Linked DNA regions of Homo sapiens: region 2 is linked to region 1. A link is a loop called in an ENCODE intact Hi-C map of the cell type or tissue named here. Cell type or tissue: dorsolateral prefrontal cortex. All regions are shown on one strand. Links, peaks and the distances in the headings refer to the core of each region. The heading gives the core; the rest is flanking DNA.

Evidence for each region. Peaks named below come from ENCODE experiments on the same cell type or tissue, not always from the same donor. Only the 100,000 strongest peaks of a DNase experiment are listed, where the experiment ranks them.
Region 2: a loop joins it to region 1, with 2.0 times the contacts of the local background. A loop is called at or near these places in 1 of 110 quality-filtered maps.

The regions. Positions count from the first base shown.
Region 1 is chr5:179,369,318-179,374,684 of GRCh38, forward strand. LOC124901149 (a long non-coding RNA gene) reads left to right here and starts at 4,114. Exons shown (of 3, transcript XR_007059083.1): 1 at 4,114-4,602. In dorsolateral prefrontal cortex, for the core only: no CTCF peak of the experiment used is centred there; DNase peaks (open chromatin) are centred at 1,696, 2,608, 4,064 and 4,334; H3K4me3 peaks cover 656 bases.
Region 2 is chr5:179,483,528-179,488,894 of GRCh38, forward strand. No RefSeq gene overlaps it. Among named protein-coding and RNA genes, the nearest start is that of RUFY1, 64 kb to the right of the region's middle. In dorsolateral prefrontal cortex, for the core only: no CTCF peak of the experiment used is centred there; DNase peaks (open chromatin) are centred at 2,908 and 3,441; H3K4me3 peaks cover 370 bases; H3K27ac peaks cover 550 bases.

The DNA of each region.
Region 1 (5,367 bases), core at 277-5,276:
ACCAGTGCAGGGGCCAGCCCCTCCCAAAGCCGCCTTCGCTCTGTCCCCACACACAAAGGACTAGGCTCACAGCTATCTCAGCGCCCATCACCTTCTGTGCAGACCTTGAGGAAGCCCCTGTGTGCCCCCCAGATGGGGCATGAGGGGTCTCACCCAGATCTCGGCTGCCAGTGCCTGGCACAGCGTCCATACATAACAGGCGTTCAATTATTGCTCTTCTTCTCCAACTTCTCCTTTGCCGTTCCTGGGCTGGGGGAGGGGCCTTTAACCCCCATCTGCAGGCCCCATCTCATTCTCCCAGGCCTAGGCCCGGAGCCCAATCCTGTGGCACCCCCAGGTCCCCTCTGATTTCTAGCCCAATCCTATCCATTCAAGAGAAGGAGAGGCCGTAAACCCTGGCAGAGATGTGGGGCCCCAACCCCTCTCCAGGGATGTGCACACGAAACCCTGGCATTTGTCCCTCCTCAACTGGGACAGCAGTGCCCGGCCTCAGGAAAAGGGTCCTCTCCAGCGCTGCTGAGGGAATAGAGATCAGGGACAATTGTCTGGTTACATTTCTTTGGAGTCATCTGGAGTCACACGGCCTTCCCCAGGGGCAAGGAGCACCTGATGTGTGCCTGCTCTGTTTAGCCTCCCCAGTGTGGAGAAGGAGATGGGAGCTGGCCTCCTATGAGGGTCAAGCTGGAGATCCCCAATTTCACTGCCTTGGAGCTCCAGGTCTGATGCAGGAAGATCATTGAAAAAAAGCAGCATGGGTTCACCCATCCACTGTGGCGATTATCAGCTTGGCACCAGCTGGACGGGAGAAGAGCTGGGGGCTTGAACGTGGGGCTCCCAGGTGCTGGCTGCAGATTTTAGAGGTGTGGGGGACAGACCCTAGCTTAGCAGTTTCTCTTTTCCCAGTTCTTAGCCCCCAGCCCCCTTCTCATTTCTTCTATCCATATGCTGGAAGAGGTGGTCTCCTGTCTGCCTCACCCTCAGCACTACCCCCATCCCAGCCCCATTGATATTATAGGAAGAAATGGAGAAGGAGCTCAGAGCCCCCTCATAGCGCCTTCCTGCAGTAACCTGCCTTGGGGGACTTTGGGGGCCTCCTCCATCACAGCTGCTGAGCCCAGAGGCCCCACGGGCCCTGCTTTAAGATGTCATTAAAAAGATGAGTCTAAAAGAAAAACCTATTAAAATTCACAATCCACATGCCCATTTTTCTACCTCGACCATGTACCCAAGAGAGGGCCTGTACACGAATGTGCCTGCTGTGTTGTGTAGCAGCAAAACCTCGGGAACGATGGACATGGCACAGACAACAGCACCACTGAGCAGGCCGGGCCCCCACCGAGAGGGGGTCCCACACGCCACCCGCACACTGGCTCCACTCCCACGCCAGGAAGGAGCGCGAGGTGCAGAGCCACCTCCAGGTGACCCCATCCACACCCAGCAACGGCAGAGTCCCCCTCTTCCCCAGGGAGCAGCTCCATGCCACTCCCTCGACACAGAGGGCCCTCTGCTCCGGAGGACGTTCGCTCTCTCTGCAGCCACCCTGTCTGGTCATCTCCTCTTGAGGATTCAGACCCCGGACTTCCCAGTGCCTGCTGTGCTGCCTTGGGCTGAGCACCCGGGACCTAACAACGATGCCTAGCACTTGTGTTCATCAGCTGGGCTCCCAACACAGAGCCACACGACTGTGTGTGTTCATCAGCTGGGCTCCCGTCACAGAGCCGCACGACTGTGTGTGTTCATCAGCTGGGCTCCCATCACAGAGCCGCAAGGACTATGGGACTAGAACAGCAGAACCATTGTCTAGCAGTCCTGGAGGCTGCAAGTCCGAGTTCAAGGTGTTGGCAGAGTTGGTTTCTTGCAAGCCCTCTCTCCTTGGCTTGCAGGTGGCCGCCTTCCCCTAGCTTCCACACATGGTTGTCCCTGTGTGTCTGTGTCCTAAACTCCTCTTCTTATAAAGACATCAGTCATATTGGATGAGTAACCTCATTTGAATTTAATGACTTCGTAAGTTCCTATCTCCTAATCTATGCACACTCAGAGCTACTGGTGGTAGGACTTCAACCGCTGAATTGTAGGGGAACACAATTCGCCCCATTACACTGGTCCAGCACTGACCACATGTGAGGCAGTATTCTAAATGCTTTAACTCACTCATTTCTCTCAACATCCCTCAGAGGTGGGAACTATTTTAACCATCCTCATGTTACAGATGAAAAAACTAAGGCTCAGAGCCATGACAACAATTGTCCAAGGTCGCCAGCACCTACACTGGCTTGTGTGTGCCTCATTGGTGTCCCCAGCTAGAAGCTGTGCCCCGTGAGGATAGCAGTTGATTGCACCATTCCCAATGCCTGGCACAGAGAGAGTGCTGAGTGAGGGAGTGGTGGCCAGAGAGGAGCTGCCCTCCAAGGACTGTAGCCCCGCAGAGGCCTCCCTTTCAATGCTCAGCTCAGAGCTGAGCTCTCTGGCCCCCTGGCAACCAGCCCCTGCTCCCCAGGCCCCAGGCCTGCCCAGACACAGGAGCCGCAGGGCCACACAGATGGCACAGCCCTTTGGTAAAAATCAATGCCATTGCCAGTGAGCAGCTGGGCCAAGCTTCCCAGAGTGCTACGGTATCCCAGCAACAACACGCACATCCCCTTGTCTGCAAGCTCCTGAGAAGATACTGCTCCCAGACACCACAGCCCAGCTAGTCCCAGCTTGACTCAGGAGCCACTGAACCTGCAGCCTCCACCCAGGCTGGTATGGGCTGGGCAGGCCTCCTGGGCCAGAGACAGACCCCTGTGGGGGAGGCTGAGAATGGGATCCAGGTTAAAGACCCCACCCACCACCACAGGCCCCCAGGTCTGCTGCCCTCCTAGTTAATCCTCTTAGATCAGGGAAAACTGCAGGGAGCCTGTCTGCCATGTGAGCAGTTATGATTTGACAGGAGTCTGTAAGCAGATGCATGTGCAGGATCCTTCATGGAGATGCCAAGTAGTTGAACCAGGAAAGCATCATCCTCATTCACCTAGATCAGCTACAGAAGTGGGCACTGAACCCAGACCTGGGCAAGAGCCCAGTGTATCCGCTCCCTGTGTCATCAGCTTGTGTGGTCAGGGTGCCCAATTCCAGAGCCAGGGATCCTGGCGGGCTGTGAGAACTTCCTTGAGCCCCTTGCCAGTGTGGGGCTGCCAGCCCTGGGCCCCGGGGAAGGGGAGCAGGAGGCCGGAGCCCAGCTCCAGACTCCCGGAGACCGCACAGCTCCAGCCCTTCCCGAGGCTCTGGGCTCACGTATGTTCAGGTCCCCTATTTCAGTTTCCTTGGCCTTGTTTGCTCCGTTGCTAGTGCTCTTTACTCCCCGACTTTTAACTTTTCAGAAATCTTTGTAGCTCCTTTCCTGTTTTATCTCGCCCATTGATTGAGGAAGCTGTTGGCTCATTTCATCTGGCATATTTTTCTTGTTTTACATTTACGGTGTGTTGTTTTGTTTCCATCACATTGTATTTTGAAGAGTCTTCTCTTTCTATTTGGCCTTGTCTGTGGGTGGCAGCGTTTTTGGAGGAAGGGCCCAGGTTTTGGAGCTGGGCAGACCCTGACTCAGCTATAGCTCTGCCAGGCTGGTAATTTTTTGGCCTCTTACAGTCACTTTAAGTCTCTGAGCCTCAGTTTCCTCCTATTAAAAATAGGAATAGTCATACCTGTGGGAAGGTTCAGGCCTATTCGGTATTGTTCATTTAAAGCGCCTGGCACAGGGCCTGTCCATTATGGGGGCACCGTCATTGCTAGCACATGTCAACGCCGGCACCAGGAGCGTGGGCTTCTGCTGTGTCCCAAATTGTGAGACCAGTGGTCTTCTTTGTCTTCCCGTCCCACACCTGAACAGCTGTGAGGAGGGTCTCGACCACATGCCAGGAACCTCAGTGCTCCCCCTCGATAAGGGACAGAGCTGTCCACACCACCCCTCGCCCTCTTTGGGACGCTGCGCACTCTCGCAGTGGTAGGGCGGAGAGCTGTCAATCAAATGCAGTGCCTCACCTCCTGCGGCAGGATTGGACGTTCGGCCCAAGCCGGACCAATCAGCATCCTTCCCCAGTGCTTTCCGACTGGACCTAAGGCTTGAGGCACATTTCCTCTTGGAGGAGCGGCTCTGAAGCGAGGGTCTGCCACTGTCGGGAGCCTAGAGGGGAAGAAGCTGGCCTGGGCCAGGCCCCAGAAGTGGACGAGAGAGGGTCTGGACATGCTGCGCCTACTGCCGGGGCCCCTTGGACGCAGCAACAGTTTGGTTCTAAGAGCCCGTCAGCTGGTCTGAGCCAGCTTCTGACAGTTGCAGCCAAGAATCCTAATTCAAACGCCCACGGCTCTGCCAGGCCGCCAAGATGGGTTCCCATAACCTGAGCTCCCTCTCCAATTCAGACAGACTCTGGAGGGCTCCCCAGGGAACACATGATTGAGCCCACTTACCAAGCCGGCAGGCTTCTCTCTCCAGGAAGGCACCAAATTTTCATGGACCAGCTCACAAGCTGGAGCCTGGGGTGGCTCCACACCCCAAGCAGGCAGGCTCCTTCACACAGGAGGACACCCTGGCAAGGGGTGCCTGAGAGCAGGGCCCCACAGGCCTGGGTGAGTAGGACATCTAGGTGGCTCACGAGGACGCTGCATATTCTGAGTCTCAATCCCTAGGAAGGAGACCAGGGTGTGTTCTGGGAGCTGGGAACAGGGCAGGGCTGTGGGTGTTGGGGTACGAGGTCTGCACCCAGCCAATCAGCGTCGGGGTCCAGGGTGTGTGCCCTGTCCCACTGCAAGAGAGGGGCCGAGGCAGGGAGCCAGGACACAGGGTACAGAAGGCATGCAGTCAGATGGATGAGGCCAGCAGGGACAAAGGGAGACACACCAGGCCCAGGGCTGCGGCAGGCCCATCAAGGGACTCTCTGCCCCCTCAGAAGTGCCCTCACGCTGTTCGGCAGCCAGGCATAGGTGGAGAGTCATGGTCCAGTCAGGCGGCCCCGACTTCAGGTCAGAGGGCACGGAGGACGTCCGGGCAGAGGACTTGGAGGACGTCAGGGCAGAGGACTTGGAGGACGTCAGGGCAGAGAGCACAGAGTACGTCAGGGCAGAGAGCAAGGAGGACGTCAGGGCAGAGGACTCAGAGGGCGTTGGGGCAGAGGGCACAGAGGACGTCGGTGCAGAGGACTCAGAGGACGTCAGGGCAGAGGGCACGGAGGACGTTGGGGCAGAGGACTTGGAGGACGTCAGGGCAGAAGGCACAGAGGACGTCGGGACAGAGGGCACGGAGGACGTCGGGGCAGAGGACTCAGAGGACATCAGGGCAGAGAGCTCAGAGGACATCGGGGCAGAGAGCACAGAGGACGTCGGGGCAGAGGGCAC
Region 2 (5,367 bases), core at 223-5,222, 110 kb after region 1:
CCCAAGTAGCTGTGACTACAGGTATGCACCGCCACATGCAGCTAATCATGCTTTGTAGGGACGGGGTTTTGCCGTGTTCCCCAGGCTGGTCTTGAACTCCTGGGCTCAAGTGATCCTCTCACCTCAGCCTCCCAGAGTGCTGGGATTACAGATGTGAGCCACGGCACCTGGCCACGATGGTCAGCTTTAGGTGTCAACTTGGCTAGACAATAGTACTCGGTTATTTAATCTGTTAAAAAAGTAAACCAAGACAATAAAATGTTAAAGAGTTTATTTGAGCAAAGAGTGATTCACGAATCAGGCAGCTCCAAACCAGAGGTGGTTGGAGGGTTGCACTGAGGACGCAGAGGCACAGATGTTTTAGGGTAAATGTGGAAGAGATGCTGAGAAAATATTTAATTGGTTATAATTATAAGTTGCCTTATTTGGTCTATCCCACTGGAAAGTCCTTAGTTATATAATGAGAAGTTTTTTGGCTGATTCTGACTAGTTGAGCTTAAGTTCTGTTTCTCTTTAACATAGACATTTATAAGAAATAGCTCAAGTTAAGTTTCACTTATGTTTGCAAATCAAACAAGGTGAAGGTCGCATATAGGCCTAACTGGCTTTGTCTGCTCAAGGATTCTTCAGACCTGGTCTTCATTTTAATTGATTCTAACAAACTCAACACTAGCCTAGGTGTTCTGTAAGGCATTTTGTAGATGCAAATCACGTCTGCAGTCAGCCAATTTTAAGAAAAGGAGATTATCCTTGGTAACCTGGGTCAGCCTCATCCAATAGGATGAAAGGCCTTGAGCAGAACTGAGGCTTCCCTGAGGAAGGAGAAACCCTGTCTGGACTGCAGCGTCGGCGCCTGCCAGAGAGTTCCCGCCTGCCCTTCCAGTGCCCTGGCCTACGGATTCCTGACTTGCCCTGACAGCCCCACCTTTGGGGAAGCCAGTTCCTTGCAATGCATCTCTCTCTCTCTGTATATATGGATATACATACTGCTTCTGTTTCTGTGGTAGAGCCCTGACCAATACACTACCTAATAAAATCAATTAAATTCAAACTCATCATTCTCTTTCCCACTATCCTACACCAACACACCCCCCGAGGCGCCCTCCCAGTCCTCATCCTGGTGAATGGCATGGTCTTCCTTGCTGCTGCCCAGGCCAGAAGCTGCGGAGTCTGGCCAGGCTCCTCCCTCTCTCTCCTCCTATACCCAGGCATTGGGCCAGCCCAGGGGTTTTGAGAATTCGCACCCACCCTCCACTCACACCTCCACTGTTTGCCCTCTGGCTTTCCACTGCAGACGTCTCACTAGATTCTCTGTCTCCATGACAGTCTCATCTCCCCTGCCCCAGCCACCAGCCAGGGTGGTCTCTGAGAATCCCATCTGTCCTGTTTAAAGGCCTCTTCTGTGGGCAACATGGAGTCCACACCCCCATGCCGGCCGGCCCTCTCATTCCAGCCGCTGCCCCAGGACCAGGGCATTGGGCCTCCATCTACCTACTGGCTGGCCGCTTGCTTTCCTGAATGCCCAGCAAACCCCAGCCACTGGGGACATGGGCTAGGTCTCTCAGTTCCTACTTTGGAACCTAAAACCTAGTAAGTACTTCAAAACTGTTTTCCTGCAGTGCGATTGAATGGACTTACCCCTCCCTCTCCGTCTCCTCTAACTGCTCATAATACAGAACCCAAGAAATGTACTTAATTAGTTTGGGGGTTACCAACAGGAATTTCACTGTCTTTGTTCATGATTTAATGGTAGGTGATTAGCGCAAAAAAGATGTTGCCCCTTAAGAAAACGAAATCTGCTTTTGTCTCGTGTGTGGTCTTCAAGTGAGTTTTATTTATTTTTATTTTTTTTATTTTTTTGAGATGGAGTCTCGCTCTGTCACTCAGGCTGGAGTGCAGTGGCGTGATCACCGCTCACTGCAAGCCCCACCTCCCAGGTTCACGCCATTCTCCTGCCTCTGCCTCCCGAGTAGCTGGGACTACAGGCGCCCGCCACCACGCCCAGCTAATTTTTTGTATTTTTAGTAGAGACGGGGTTTCACCCTGTTAGCCAGGCTGGTCTTGATCTCCTGACCTCGTGATCCGCCCGCCTCAGCCTCCCACAGTGCTGGGATTACAGGCGTGAGACCCCGCGCCCGGCCCAGTGAGTTTTATTTTTTGTTTCCCGGTGGTGCTTGATACTAAAATATGTTTCACTCCGCTGTTGATCCTTCAACAAGTCTAGAAGAACAGGTGGCCCCAGGGCCATTTCTTTAGGGTCCTAAGCAGATAGGAAGAGCTTTGCTCTGTCTCGTGTTCCAGCGGACCCAACATTCATGTCTCTATTGGATGGAAACTGCTGGAACATCTTCATTTCTGGAGACAGAGCCTGAGTCCTTGGCCCCAGGCCTTTCTCTCCATCCCTGTCAAGCAATTCTTTTAAGTGTTAGCTCCTCGCATAAAGCCTGTGGTCTGCCAGAACCCACCCTGAGGGCCGAGCCCCATGCCTGGCTTGCCCAGTACCCCAGGCTGGGAGCTCAGCAGCCACAGCCTACAACTTGGAGCAGGAAGCACTTGCTGAAAAGGCTCAACGTGAACTTGGACCTGACTTTGACTTCTTCTCTGTTTGAGAGCTTTTGTTTCCCCCACTAGATTCTGGATTCCTAATAACCCTGTGATGAGTCCTCCCTGGAGCGAAGACAGTGAGTAAGCCAGCAGTTGTGTGCTGCAGGAGGCAACTCTGACCCACACAGTTTTCTTGAGTTCATGAATCAAAGATGCCAGACCCTGAGCCCCAAGGGCCGGGTGCCAATGGCCCTGTGAAGGTCATCCTGTGGCCCTTGCAGGCGGAGCCTGTCTTTCCTCTGTGCAAAGCGTGCTCTTGCTGCCCACCGTGGGAAGCTGGGCCCCTGAGTTCCAGCCTCCCTTGCAGAGATGTGCGCTTTCCCGGTACTTTTCCGCCCTGGCATTCTGCATGACTGCCAGGCAATCGCTCGGAGATAAAGTGTACCCTTTATAAGCCCAGAACTTTAAGTTTCTCTCACACAGAGATCAGACTCCTAAAGGGAGTAACTGAAGACATTCTGAAAGCTCCAGGAACAGAGGAGCAGAAGGAGGCCGCCTGCCTCCTGCCAACAGCCAGTCAGGTGAGCTGCGAGCCACCTGGCTGTGTCCCCGGCTGCCCTCCGGGGCCCACTGCCATGGAAACCGCACACAGCATCGCTGCTTGAGGAGCCAGACGAACACAGCTGGCAGGGCCACTGGGTGGGCAGAAGGCAGCTGAGCAGAGCCTCGGGAAGCTGGGCTTCTCTTCTCAGCCCTGCCGCCCCCTCTTCACCGTGTCTGGAACAAGGTATTGCCCCACTAATGGTTTGCTCCCTTGAAAGGGATAAACAATCTCACGCTTCGATTCGAGGATACGGAGCCCTGGTTCTGAGGCACCAGCTGCTCTGTGAGCCTGAAGTGACTCACATAGTGTTTGAATCAACATGCACTGCATGGCGATGACAAGGACCGCTCTTGAGGAAGCCAGTGGGAAAGTGGCCCTCAACCTTTGCAGTCGGAAAGCATTGTAGAGAGATTCCTCGTCCCCAGGGTTTCTCCCCAGGCCCCTCCATGTCATGTAAGGAGTGGTAGCATTCATGTGCTACCATAGCAGGTAAATGGAGCAATTAAAAGTTACAGAATCACTGCAGTCTCTTCCCCATCCTTCACAGCCACTGGAATTCACATCTGCCTTAACGGAGTTCTGGCCTCCTCCTTCCTCCTTTGTGAAACCCTCTGTGGCTGCCCATTGCTTGCAGGAAAAACCCAGAGCTCTGAGTGCATGGCAGCTCACGTTCTTCACAGTCTGGCCCTGATCTTCCCTCCGGGTGCTCGACAGCTTGAATGTGGACCCCAGCCAGCCTGCCCTCCACATCACCCCTGCGACACTTAGTTCCCTCAGTGCGTTCTCATCTGAACACCACACAGCAAGTGTACCACATTGTCCACTGACGGGTGGCTTTCCTTTTGCGAATAGAAACTTTAATAGTACCCAAAAACAAATACAGTACTTTGAAAAAAAGGGTGCAAATATTTGTTGGTACTGGGAAATAAGAAAGGGTTAGAAATATTCTGACTCGGCCGGGCGCGGTGGCTCACGCCTGTAATCCCAGCACTTTGGGAGGCCAAGGCGGCCAGATCACCTGAGGTCAGGAGTTCAAGACCAGCCTGGCCAACATGGTGAAACCCCGTCTCTACTAAAAATACAAAAATTAGCCAGGCGTGGTGGCGCATGCCTGTAATCCCACCTACTCAGGAGGCTGAGGCAGAAGAATTGCTTAAACCGGGAGGCAGAGGTTGCAGTGAGCCAAGATCACACCATTGCACTTCAGCCTGGGTGACAGAGCGACACTCCATATATATATATATATGGCCAGGTGTGGTGGCTCACGCCTGTAATCCCAGCACTTTGGGAGGCCGAGATGAGCGGATCACAAGGTCAGGAGATTGAGACCATCTTGGCTAACATGGTGAAACCCCGTCTCTACTAAAAATACAAAAAATTAGCTGGGCGTGGTGGGGGGTGCCTGTAGTCCCAGCTACTCGGGAGGCTGAGGCAGGAGAATGGCGTGAACCCGGGAGGCGGAGCTTGCAGTGAGCCAAGATCGCTCCACTGCACTCCAACCTGGGCAACAGAGCAAGACTGTCTCAAAGAAAAAGGTTGCCTAGAGGGGGAGGTGGGGGAAGGAGAATGAGCAGGTGGGGATATCTTTTCATATCATTTTGATGGTTTGAACTATGTCATGCATCTCCCATTTGAAAGTTAAACATATTTTTTGAAAAATTATACAAGCATAAGACATTGTTAAATTCAGTCACTTCACAAAAACATGTAAAGTTGGACTCCAAATGCCAGAGGATCCATGGAATCTAACTGTTCTGCCTCTTCTCCCCTACATGAAGCTTCCTCAAGGGCAAGCATCTTGTCCTATTCATCTTTGCGTCACTGGGCCCAAGCACATAGTAGATAATCAACAAATCTTTATTGAATAGATGGGTTGTGGAAACTGACAGCCACAGATTAAACGCAGAAGAAGGCACTAGTGCACATGATCGGGACTGCTCACTTTATTTAACAAGAATCACCATAGTGATGAGAGATGTGTGAGGGAAACGGCACTGCGGTTGCCAACAGCAGCAGGCTGGGGCCAACGGGCTCCCGGAGGCAAAGCCTGGACCATTTCTGAATGAGGGGCTCATCATCGCCTAGAACTTTATGCTTTGTGTGTGTGGGGGGGGGTTCTTTTTGTAAAATTGTATTCATTTTAACAGCAAATGTTGAAAATGTTTCAATATGCATTCTCCCCTAAAATGTGTAGTTATAAGATAAGAGACTTGGTTTTC